2 separate regions of the Homo sapiens genome follow, and region 1 is linked to region 2. A link is a contact called in ENCODE Hi-C or POLR2A ChIA-PET data. All regions are on one chromosome and are shown on one strand. Each heading gives the region's core, a stretch centred on a gene start or an enhancer-like site at or near the end of the contact. The rest is flanking DNA. Distances are from core to core; before and after follow the strand shown.

Evidence for each region. A loop is a pair of places that touch in the nucleus more often than their neighbours do. ChIA-PET counts read pairs that join two places held with the same protein, here RNA polymerase II (POLR2A). Pooled maps may share reads with other maps.
Region 1: a map of endothelial cell of umbilical vein shows a loop between it and region 2 (3-fold over the local background). The contact joins two enhancer-like sites. A Hi-C loop is called at or near these places in 1 of 168 maps with a recorded cell type or tissue (endothelial cell of umbilical vein), 1 of 37 single-sample maps with no recorded cell type and 1 of 50 pooled maps. POLR2A ChIA-PET finds 5 or more read pairs at or near these places in 3 of 52 experiments (A549, SK-N-SH and WTC11).

The regions. Positions count from the first base shown.
Region 1 is chr9:73,075,379-73,082,016 of GRCh38, reverse strand. No RefSeq gene overlaps it. Among named protein-coding and RNA genes, the nearest start is that of ANXA1, 73 kb to the left of the region's middle. Within about 2 kb of position 1,561, at least 3 of the 41 ENCODE cell types and tissues checked have a DNase peak (open chromatin) inside an H3K27ac peak, as active enhancers do.
Region 2 is chr9:72,922,252-72,928,757 of GRCh38, reverse strand. It overlaps ALDH1A1 (aldehyde dehydrogenase 1 family member A1), which reads left to right. Exons shown (of 13, transcript NM_000689.5): 5 at 1,581-1,642; 6 at 3,146-3,274; 7 at 4,626-4,739. Among named protein-coding and RNA genes, the nearest start is that of ALDH1A1, 28 kb to the left of the region's middle. Within about 2 kb of position 3,142, at least 3 of the 41 ENCODE cell types and tissues checked have a DNase peak (open chromatin) inside an H3K27ac peak, as active enhancers do.

The sequences.
Region 1 (6,638 bases), core at 312-2,811, 150 kb before region 2:
TTTGAAATGCACTCCCCTTGTGAGGAAATACTGTAATGCCAGCAAGAGTTGAAACCTTTTATTCAGTATTTTTCCTCTGAGAATTTGTCCTTCATTCTCGAAAGATGTTTTCCATAGCCACTTAGTACAAAGTAAAAGGAGTTTCAGAGATTCCCAGTTCCACATAATAAACGCAATATAAAAAGAGGTTTGCAAATGCTCACCTCCCCAACAATTTTTTCATAATGAAAGAAAACATGAGAATAATAAAATGTCAGTATAATATGATTTAAGAATACACTGAAGGAAAATCCTTTAATTTCTCAGCCAAATAATACAGAGTTATGTATACCCAGGAAACTAAGACCTGATGGAACTACCAGAGACTTTTCCTTTCTCAGCCTGGGCTAGTCCCCAAAAAAACACATTTATTAAAGTGTATTCTCTTCCTGGCCCATGGATACACTGAGATAGACTTTCTTGTATGTTGAGAAATGATCACTTGTCATTTTCATTCCAACATCTTTAGTTTAATCATAAATGTGTCATTGAAGACATGTATAAAATGTAGGTATAGCTCGGCCGAGCGCGGTGGCTCACGCCTGTAATCCCAGCACTTTGGGAGGCCGAGGCCGGCAGATCACGAGGTCGGGAAATCGAGACCATCCTGTTAACACGGTGAAACCCTGCCTCTACTAAAAATACAAAAAAAAAAAAAAAAAATTAGCCGGGCGTGGTGGCACACGCCTGTAGTCCCAGCTACTCTGGAGGCTGAGGCGGGAGAATGCCGTGAACCCAGGAGGCGGAGCTTGCAGTGAGCCGAGATCGCACCACTGCATCCAGCCTGGGCGACAGAGTGAGACTCCGTCTCAAAAAAAAAAGAAAAGAAAAGAAAAAAAAGAAAAGAAAAAGAAAGTAGGTATAGTTCTATTGGTTTCTTATCAAAAGCAACATTCCTCTGCCTATTATTCCCAGCGGTATCTTGCCATTTCCATCTTATCTTCCCATGAGAGTCAAGAAATGATTTTATTTCTTTAATGTGCTAAAGAATACAGCTAGTGCAAAGGGCTTGGAAAGATTGCAAGAGAATAAGAAGCATCTGCATATACAGAAGGAGATAATTTTTAAGTAAATGAGTGATGACATTTGTAATTTAAGTTTTCTCCTTCAGCTTTAGTTTTCAGGAATAAAACACTGTGCGTGTAAGATTATAAAGGCCAGACCGCCGATGGAGGTTTGGGGCACTCCTTCAACCACTCACAAATTGGACAGTATGTTTTGATGGAGCGTGCCGTCCTTTATCAGGTATTTCAGGTTATGAGGAGAGGCTACAAGCTGTGAATCAACATAGCTAATCGAGACAGAATTTGTGTTTTGTGCTTCATGGATCTTTTTTACATTCATGTCCACTTAAAGAAGGCAGCCAGCTCCTTCATTCTTTTAACCTCACAGGAGGTTTGTGCTGTAGGACAGAAAGGCTAATTATCCAGCAGATGATCTGCCTTCCTGGCACTCCTTGAGGGAATTATGCCAGATAGGGGAAAGGGAGACATGTGCCTTGTGGAAAAGAGAAGGTGGGAGGGGAGGCATGCCCCAGAAGTCCAGGATGGGAAGAGAGATCTGCAGACTCCCAGGGAACCTACAGCTTTCTCCTTCACAGCATTGCAGGAGGTGAGCGGAGTTTTGGGTTAGGTGGGAGGGGTGTGGCTGCCTAGTATGCCTGAGGGGCTGGAGTTTAGGCTGAGTTTCACAGCCTTTGCAAAGTTTACTGGGCTTCCAGATGGCACTAAAACCCAAGGTTCTCAGATTTCAGTAGCCCTTGTAAGTTTAGACAAGGCATCTCAGTGGTAACCGGATGAGTAAAAGACCCCCAAATGCTTTGGTTTTCATAAGATGGGTGTGAGTGAGAGAGCACCAAAATAAATTCAGATTGAATTATCACGGGATTTGAGCTCAAAAAAAGATCTAAGCTTACTTTAAATAAATACATTTGATTTCTCAGATTTTTTTACTAAGACTTATATTTATTTTAGTTCGAGTTTAGTTTCTCATTCTGAGATTTTCCCCTAAAAATGTAACTAACTGTCCCTGCCAACAAAGGCAAATAACATTTTTGTCCCAAAGAAAATACAAAATGCAAAAAGTGGGGAGAATTGTATAAGAATACCTTTTTAAAATACTGTTCTTTTCTGGGTAAACATAATACTTGATAAAAACTCAAGGAACTATCATTATTATGTAACAGGCAAATTTTTGCAATATAAGAATTAGGGAGGGGTGTGTAGATTTTAACATCCTTGTACCTGCAAGTGTGCATGGCAACAAAAGAATAATGTTTGGGTTTTTATGATGTGAATCAAGAGAGAGCCTCATGGCTGAATTATCCAGTGACATAGAGAAGTTATTGTTCACAACCTTTTATGTTAGGGTAACAAGGAGATGACAGCCAAGACCTAACTAAGGTCATACCACAATTCCTTTGGTTCAGTGTTCTAGCCACACCTTGCTGTACCTCAGTTCTTCAACAAACAAGGTGTGTGCCACCTTGTGGTTAGAAATTCTCAGCAGATAATTGTTCTTTTATTCTAGCTTATCTAGAGCTAAGTTCAGGACAGACAAGTATTTCAGACATCTCCATTTTAAAGCAAAGTCAGGTTTTTCCCTTGAGATTTTGCTGCTCCCGGCATTATGCTGTGGATCCTACCAGAGCTCTAGTCTCAAGCTTTGTTTCCTGTCCCAAGAGCTCATGACCCCTCACATTAGCAGATCCAGTACTCACTCACTCCTCTGGATTGCCTTCTTATTTTATATTTATTTATTTATTTATTTTTGTGAAAGAGTGTCACTCTATCGCCCAGGCTGGAATGCAGTGGTGCAATCTCTGCTCACTGCAACCTCCGCCTCCCGGTTCAAGCGATTCTTGTGCCTCAGCCTCCCAAGTAGCTGAGATTATAGGCGTGCACCACCACACCTGGCTAATAATTGTATTTTTAGTAGAGACAGGGTTTTGCCATGTTGGCCAGGCTGATCTCAAACTCCTAGCCTCAAGTGATCCGTCCACCTCCGCCTCCCAAAGTTCTGAGATTGCAGGCATGAGCCACCACGCCAGGCCTGGATTGCCTTCTTATATCAAGCTTCTAGATTCCCTTATTTTTACTTTCCTACCATAATTTAAAAAATTGTTAAATTGTGTTGAGATTTTTCAATGTGCTTTACCAAAAAAGGTTTTTCTGAATATCAAATCAACCATTTTGACCCCATTTTCCATTTTCTGTCAAGTACCTCTGAGCCAGTCTTTTGCCTACATCACCACACCAACGTTAATGCTAAAAAGATAATTTTCAGAAAAAGGTGAAATCATAACCCTCATTCAGATATGAAAATGAACATGTGTTAAATAATTTTACTTACATAATATGAGGGAGCCACGGAGATGTTATAACTGATTCAAAGGAAAAGTCAAACAGCGCTAATTTATCTAGAGCACAGAATGTTGAAATTAATTGGAAATGCAGACAAAACTGATTTTTCCACATTCATTTAGATCACTACCAAACTGGACACAGAAAGTCAATTAATGTCACTAACAGACAAGTCAGAATTTGTTTATCAATTACCTACCACTTACAAAGATTTGCAAAACAGCTCAAAGACAATGAGCAGGGGTAGAATTTGATACCCTAAAAGAGTTGTCAGACTATGTTTAGTTGCCCACTGAAACACAAAATTTTTTTCATACACTGATCTTGTCAAGGCCATTAATGACTTCTACACTGAAAAATTCAGTGTCATTTCTCCATAATCATCTTGCTTCAGTTATTAACAGCTTTTGATATAGCTAATGACTCCCTTTCTTTTTGGAAAAAAAATTATTTGCTGTCCCCTTTGCTGATTTCTCTTTATTTTCATAAACTCTTCTCCACCAGTACTCCTTGTGTAGGTGACTTCATCTGATTCCAAGTATTTAAATACCAACTATATGCTTAAAAAATTCCTAAAATTATATCTTCAGTCCCAACATCTCCTGGATACACCTGACTTATACATTTTTTGGCTTACATCTACTGTCAAGTTGCCATCTTAAATTTCTGCTATCTGAAACTGGACTTTGATTTATTTTAGTCTACCCCTTTTCAACACACACTCTCTCACACACACACACACACACACATGCAAACACCCACACCCACACACACACACCTGATCTTCATATAGTTCTAGCTACTCAAGAAAAATCTGCAGAGTCATTCTGAATATCTTCAAATTGTCCCTCCAGGTTCATTCTCTTTTCTAAATCCTGATCCATGCCAGCAAACTAAACTGAATGTCATCTCTCAGTAAACATCTTGCAAGTGTGTAATAGCCTTTTACACTTGCCTTTCTACAATCTATTCTCATATGCAAACAGAGCAAACTTTTAAAATGAATATCATATCCTGCCCTTTAGACCTTCTTGCTATTCCTTGAATATACTTAGAATATTCTTGTCTCAGGGTCTTACTTGCCTGGAAGGTGTTTCCCTTAGATATCCATTTTGATTTCTCCTTCACTACAACTCCATGAATAGATGTCACCTTATCAGAGATTTTCCTGACTCTCATATGAAAGAGCATCCTTCCCCTTCTCCACTATCATTCTCTATCCCCCCTACTCTACTACACATTACTTCACAGCACTTACCACCACTTTACATAATTTATATATCTGTAGTGTATTTATATTTGTTTAAGGTTTATTTGATATCTTTCTTTGTCAGAATCTAAGTTCCATGAGAGCAAGAACTTTTGTCTGTTTTTTTCCAGTGATGTTTCTGCTGTGTATATAAACATGTCTGCATCATAGTCACCCCATATGGGTGTGGAGTGAAATAAAAGATTGAATAAATGAATTGACCAATGATGCAGAATTTATGTTATGGCACACTGAGTGATACATGGTCAGTACTACTGTTATTTGAGTCCCAATCATTTTTCAACAGGAAGAAAAGAAGTTCCCTACATATAATCACAAATATAATCAAATACTTGAAAGATGTTCATTGGTCTCAATGTGACTCAAAGCTGAAACACAAAATCAGAGTTGAGCAACGATTTCTTAAGAAGCCAATAATGAGGAAACAAATCAGCAGGATAAACAAAGATCTATATAGAAGAAACTTCACATCATTGTGGGTTCAAGTTATATTTTCTTTGAGTCAAAAAGCACAGTTATGCTATTGATAGTATAATTAGCATCTTGTTTAATTCATAAAATTGCCTTGAATAAAGTAATGATTGCCTAGTGAATTTCTAAGTTCTCCATTTGAAGAGAAATATAAATATATCAAATCCATATTATGTAAATTTGATATATAAATAAATTTGATATATTTATATTTCGCAAGCAATAGAATAAATGTTCTTCATCTTCCTTTCACACAATTACTTCATTTCATTTTTATAGTTTTGTATTTAGAGGCTCCTATACTTTTATTATATCAGTAACTATTAAAATTCAGCTCTTTAATGAAGCAATTTCAGCTTTATCCTATACATCTGTGATAACATTGAAGCAACTCTCCTATGGTCAACTCTATACCATTAAATTATTTTTCATTATATTTTCATGATAGTAATAGAGTGTATTGATCCTGGTATTTTTTCTGAAGATTACTAGCATAAGAATTATCTGGGGAAGCCAAATTCAAATTTCCACACCATCTGATTTGGTAAACAATGAAGAATAAGACCTATTTAAACCAACTTAATTTTTTTTTTTCTTTGAGATGGAGTTTTGCTCTTGTTGCCTAGGCTGGAGTGCAATGGTACGATCTCGGCTCACTGCAATCTCTGCCTTCCAGGTTCAAGTGATTCTCCTGCCTCAGCCTCCTGAGTAGCTGGTATTATAGGCACATACCGCCACACCCAGCTAATTTTTTTTTTTTTTGTAGAGATGGGGTTTCACCATGTTTGCCAGGCCAGTCTTGAACTCCTGACCTCAGGTGATCTGCCCACCTCAGCCTCCCAAAGTGCTGGGATTACAAGCATGGGCCACTCACTCTTCCTGGCCTAAACCTACGTAAATTAAATGAACATAGGGAATAATGTAAAGGATAACTGGTAATGGTTTCAAATATGGCTTATTCTAGGAGTTCAAATAATAGCTCCAGAACCTGCCATATCTCCATCCTTAGATTCTACTTTCCTTCATGTTGTGTGATTCTCAGATTCCTCATGACAGGATGTTTGCCAAAATCTCTCTTCCAGGAATAAAGATGTCTCCGTCTCTTTCCAGTAGCTCTTGAAAAGCCTTAGAATTAACTTTGTATACCTTAAGAAAATCAGTAACTTTTTCTCTGTCAATAGCAAGGTTGAAGCAAAAGAAAAAAAAGAAAGATTCATCTATAATAGGGACTAAAAGTGAAAATTCTTAGACTTAAATATAGCAAGAGTAGCATAAGATTTATATAAAAGTTAATTTATAAAATCCAAATGAAGTACATAAAATATTCCTAATGATACTACTATTATAGAAATGTCACTACTTCTAATATTATTATAGAAATGTTATGCAACTTAAATTACAATCTTAATAAGCTTTTCTGTTGAACAATATAAAGTGATTCTAGAATGTATGTGAAAAAATATATCTCTAGAAATAGTCAAGAAATTTATGAATAC
Region 2 (6,506 bases), core at 1,893-4,392:
CAACACAGTTTTCAACTTAGAAGTTCTATTAAAATTCATAAAAGGTCTTTTAAAGTTGTTTCAGCATAATCATGAAGATAACATTATAGATATTTTAGAAAATGTCAAAGTAAGAACATTCCTTTGGCAGTAATTACTGATCTGAGGCAATTGCCTCTCTAAGGTCCCAAACTTTTTAAAGCTGACCTCTGAAATTATTTATTTGGGTTTTATTCCAATACTGACATTTATATCCTTTCTGTAATGTAATTATTTAAGCCTCTTTACATGTTCCAGTATAAGTCAGTTATGGTCATCTGTGCCTGGTCAAACTCAGTGTAGTTAGACCAGACTAATCAAACAAGCCAGTTCACACGGACTCGTTTCAAATATCTTCAAAGCAAGATGGGACTGTGTTTGCAGCCTAAGTTAAGGGTTTGTGTGTGTGAATCTGTACGTATGTGTTATTTTAGTGGGGTATGCACATAATGGAGTAGAAATACTAAAGATATTTCATGTGAAACATGAAAACACACACATTTAGGAAACAGTATGGGTGGAATTTAATTCAGGCAAACCTATGAACTTTAGGAATACAATACCCTCCAGGACTGGCCCTGATGTGCACTTCCAATCCAATTGGAGCATGCAGGAGGTCAGAAGTGATAGCAGAAAGTTGAGAGGAGAGTAAGACCTCGGTGGTACTAAGAAATGTGGCTACTTTAGAACTGTCCTACTTTACTCCGGGACAAAATGGGAGAAGTCACTTAAAACACAAATAGATCTTGATGAAGAGAGTCCTTGCTGAAACCAGGAAGCTTCTGTGGGAACTAGAACAGAATTGAATGTAAAGCATAATGTATCTCTCTGGATGACCACATTAAACTTCGGGGCACATAAATTGGTCAAATTTAGATTGAAAATAAATGTCTTATACTCCTGTCATTTTCTTCATGTATTTAGAGAATTTGCTATTATTGTTTGGTAGGCAAATAAAATACATTTTAGAACAAGTCAGTAGGAAAGGCTTATTACTCATAGGGAGATTTTCTTTTTAATTCTACTGTTTTTAATTTTACTATTTCTAAAAATTATATTATAACTTTTAAAAAGAATTCTCTTATTGGTAGAACTTTGAGCTACCAGAAACAAATTGGAATGTGGTTCTTCTCTTCGCCAGAGACCTCCTACTTCCTTTCTCGTCCCTTTTTTATAACACTTAGAGAATAAAGATAATTTTCAAATCAGGCCTCCTAGAAGATGAAAGGTGGAATTAATTATCTTTCAGATTTTTGCCAATTTTGCCTCTTTGATTTCACCTAACTCAATTTTATGGTTCCTATCATTTCGAATTACTATTTTAGGGCTTCACTTACCATTTTGGGAATAGTTGGAGATATAGATGGTCTCGATCTCTTGACCTCGTGATCTGCCTGCCTCGGCCTCCCAAAGTGCTGGGATTACAGGCGTGAGCCACCACACCTGGCCAGATATATGTTTTTAAAATTATTGTCTACACCTTTCTCTCACATCACCAACCACCATTTTGTGAATGTCAAATACATTTGTTTATATATGATTGTGTGTGTTTTATTTTTCAGATGGAAATTTTTTTACATATACAAGACATGAACCTATTGGTGTATGTGGCCAAATCATTCCTGTAAGCTTTTCTCCTATATAATTCTCAATTTTAAAAAGAAGAGTTCTTATTCTATCTAATGATGAAGCTTTCTCTAAAACAGATGGATGCTTATGTATTTGTTAAATGTGGAGTAAATGTAAGATTTGTTGAACTTGGTCTCCCTGTGACTAAACTTCTTGCATATGAATTAGGTAGTCCGAAAACCTATCTATATTCTGGCATATCTCTTGAGAATGTTTTAATACTACATCATCCATAAATGTTAACCCTTTACTCTATGGGTTGTTTTATTAAAAGTTGTATTATGTACTCTTTATAAGAGCCAAGCTTTACATGTATATGGCAAGGTGCTCTCCACTGCACATCTGCAGGATAGCATTTTGGTGGAATGTAGTGGGGCCTACTATTCTCCAACGCACTTTCTCATTGAGACATCTCATCATGCAGAACAGTAGCTCCCAGAGTGTTCAACTCATGACACACATTTTTTAATCAAAATGGAAAAAAGAATACCAGAGGCATTTGAAGCACTGCATGGAATATATTTTACCTTTAGATAAGAGGCTCAGATCCTCCATATTACTCTTAGAGGAAAGTAGCCTTTTTAAGAGGATTGTGAAGATTTTTTAAGCCCAACAAACAGGACACTATCTAAATGATTTTATTTTAACTGACATGCTTTAAAAGGCCAAACAAAAAAATGGTAGCGAAGTCCTTATGTGAAGAAATGGTCAAGACTTATCTTTGGCTCCAATGAGATTGAAATATATTCATATCAATATTTTAGTGAAATTGCTTATTAATTCAAAAGTCCCAATAAATCGATAAAAACTATATAATTATGAACACTGATAATAGCTGATATGTACTACTTGTCTATGCTAGACCAGTCATTGTGTTGAGCCCCTGGCCCTCTTTCTTGGTTAATGCTCAAGACAGCCTTCTGAGGCAGAGAGGACTATTATCAGCACTCACAGATTATGAAATCAGATACAGAGAGCACGTAACCTGTGTGAGTTCACATGGCTGGTCAGTGATTGAGCTGAGATTTGAACCCAAGTACTTGGCCTCTGGACCCTGGACATCTTTGTCTTTAGCAAGGTATTTTTCCTGGAAATAAAAGCTACTAAATAATATTATTGGGTAAATAATTACAATAAATGACTTATGGAGAAGGAGAGTAATCATCCTTTTTAAACATTTTTAGATAACTTACAGTGTGCTCCATAATAAGCCAAACCATGCAGTGATTTTTTTTTTCCTGGTAGAAAAAGAACTCAACAGTACTTGATTAAATTTTGAGGTTCTCTCCTATTTCCTTCTCATATCTCATATCTGGTTTATTCAGAGCGTTTTAGCATTTACTAGTTGCTTTTAGCAATGAAGTATAATATGCCAGATGATTTCACAAAACTACGCAATTATTACATAACATCTACAGGGGGTGTATAATATGGAAGTTGGATTAGCAAATATGCCTTTTGCAATACAAAGAATCTATTGTTACATATTGCTTTCTAGTGGAATTTCCCGTTGGTTATGCTCATTTGGAAGATAGGGCCTGCACTGAGCTGTGGAAACACAGTGGTTGTCAAACCAGCAGAGCAAACTCCTCTCACTGCTCTCCACGTGGCATCTTTAATAAAAGAGGTAAGTCTCCCGAAATCAAAATATGCTCAAGAACTCAAGAATCCTAAATTACAATAGGAAGACCTCATTTGTTGCTACTATAAAGTACATTATTTACAGATGGCTCCTGTCCAGTGGGGGGAATACATTTAGCATGACGGCTGGCTGCAATTTCTGGCAGTCACCCCAAATTCATCTCTGCCCAAATGCAGACAGGAAGCCAAACACAAAGGTTTGGTGTCAAACAGTCAACTTGGGATCACATTTTTGCTTCTTTGTCCAACTCTCATGAACATAAATTCATGTTGAAATTAATGTAGCATTCTTTCAAATGTTGAAACATTAAGTTGGTTTGTACCTGCCACTGATGGCCTAGTGTTTTCTGCAAAATTGTGTAAACTAATCTATGTAAGGTTGAAAGGGCCTCTATGCCAATATGCTTGTTTGTAATATTGGGCCACATTATTTCCAAACACTTTTCAATCTACTCATGAGTGGATATGTTTATATTCAGTTTTCTATTATGAGTTCCTCTGCATTTATCTTCCTGTTCAAAAACAGTAAAAGAACATGTAAAACATTTTCATCAGCTATCTAGATTGTGTTAATATACTTGCAAACAATTCATTGTCCTTTTTTCTTCATCTTACCAAATCTTAAAAAATAAATGTTAATCACTAGAAACTTAAAGTTACAAAACTGAACTTATCTTTTAAAGATATTATTTATTGAAATTAAAAACAGGGAAAAGAGATGTCAAAATGAAACATTTCGATGCAAATAACATGAAATTGTAATGTGCCCAACTCAGTTCCCATGCCTTCACCTGAATTCTTTAATGAAGATTGAAATCAACCTGTGATGTTGAATCATGAATGGGATGACAGTATTTACTTAACAATTTACTAAGTAATGCCAATGGGAATTTGCAACTCAGCAGTTATGCCCTCAACAATCAACAACAGCTAGGAACTAAAAAATGTTAGATCCCTTCAGCTTCTTATTTTTGCTGATGGGAATAATAAACATGTTACTTACTTTCTACATAAGTAACTTACCAAACACTTTTTTACATACAATCTTTTTGAGTTAGCATTATGAAATTTGAAAGAGCCATCACTGGAGCAATGATTCATAGAGTATGGACTTACCCTGACAAGAAATTGTCCTTTAATAATGCAACCCTTGAAGTTATTCTCTTATGTGTGCTTAGAAATGACATAATAAGACTAAAGAATAGAGCCAGTTGGGTGAATTATTTTTTTCTAGAGCATCTCATAAGGTTGGCATTAAGAGACAATCTCAATCCCCTACTCTCCTCCTTTTTGAATTAAATTCTTATACTGTAACTTTTAAACTTTTTATCTTTTAGGCAGGGTTTCCTCCTGGAGTAGTGAATATTGTTCCTGGTTATGGGCCTACAGCAGGGGCAGCCATTTCTTCTCACATGGATATAGACAAAGTAGCCTTCACAGGATCAACAGAGGTAATATTATTTACTCAGGGCAAAAGTTAAGAATGTCTGCATTGCCAGCTATGAAGTATGTTTTATGTAACTATTTTTGAGCCAACAATTTTAAAACAAAAACTCTTTTTAATGATTTGTTACTTATTTTAGCCTTCAAACATATGGATAGAATATAAGCAGATGTAGTTTGAATGACATGATGCACCTATTTTAAATCAGAATGAGAGTAAACTATTTTTAGTATGTTCATTACTTTCTCTGACGAGAAATATGGCTGCTGAGACCTTGTCATATTATTAGGAAGATTTATAATAGAAAATTAGGCCATAGTGATTTGTATGAATGAATATGATTTTATCCTATAGGTTATGAAAATTAAATAGTAGAGTCTCACCCTTTGCACCTTATTTGGGGTTGTCTTTCTCCTGGACACTGTGAAAGAGAGCCAGAAACTCAGCTTCCCTCAGTGGTACCTAGACTAACTTTTCTGCCTCTCTGGCTTGAACTTGACCATCCTAAAGGTTAAAGAAAAAGACCCCAACCACAAAGGAGAAGTGGCGGGCAGGAGGGAGAGCAGACTAGAAGGTGAAGTTTGGGAAAATAGATCCCCATTTATTGATGATGTTCTATCCTAAGCAAAAGAAAGTGGTGGAAGCATACTGTACCATGCAAAAAAAATTATTGAGTCATTCTATTAAATTACGTGACTTTGTTAGATGCTCAGTGCAAAAATGTTATTCATTGGTACACAGTATAGACAGTGAAGAGTGAGCTTCACTCCATCTTAGAAAGCTGCTGACAACAAGAGACCAGGCAGGGTGTGATAAGGTACTAAGGCATGTACAAAATGCTGTAAAAAAGGTTCACAAGAAGGAATGATGATGTCCAAATGGGTACTAGAACTAGCTCTGGGTTTTGAGGAATTGTTACTTTTTTAACTTCCTGGAAGTTGAGAAGCAAAAAAGACATTCCAGATAGTGTGGTGAGCATAATTTGATTATTTTATAATCTTAATTATTTACTCCAGAATAAAGGCAAATTTACATAGCAAAAAGAAATGGTGGAAAATCAAACTTTATTTTTCTTGGTCTTTTTAAAATGAAGTAAATAAATATATATATGTCTTCTTTGTTTTTCACAGACGTAGAGTAAAAAAAGTTTGCATTCTGCAACTCCCTAATTGAGATAGGGAAAAGCAAACCCCACAGTCAAGATTTATTGTAGACAGAACAAGTGGGAATGTTCAAGATATGGCAATACATTTAAAAATGGTGACACCACAGGTTGAAATCATACCAGAGGAATAAAGGTGAAAATTCCTCAGCCTAGAATTCTAGACCCTCCCCAATAGGGAATCCATGTGCCTGTTGAGGTCTGTCCAACCCATGGCCAGGGATGGCTTTGAATGTAGCCCGACACATTTTTTTTTCATTCTCATCAGCTATCTTTACTGTTAGTGTATTTTTTGTGTGGCCCAAGACAATTCTTCTTCCCATGTAGCCCAGGGAAGCCAAAAGATTGAACAACCCTGGTCTAGATCCTATGCCTACTCCTTCTCCAGGTCATCTGGACCAGGAGCTACTGTTTGCTGATCTCATCTTCAGCATCAGTTTGTCTTCGCTCATCCATGATCCCCTATAACATTGGGGGAGCACTTTACCTACTTAAAAAAATCCCTGGAGATTAAAAGTCTAGAAAATATCTTGGTTTAAATTCTGACTCTACCCCTCCTAGCAGTGTGTCTTTAAAAAGTTAAGTAGCCTTACTAAATTTGAGTTTCTTCAT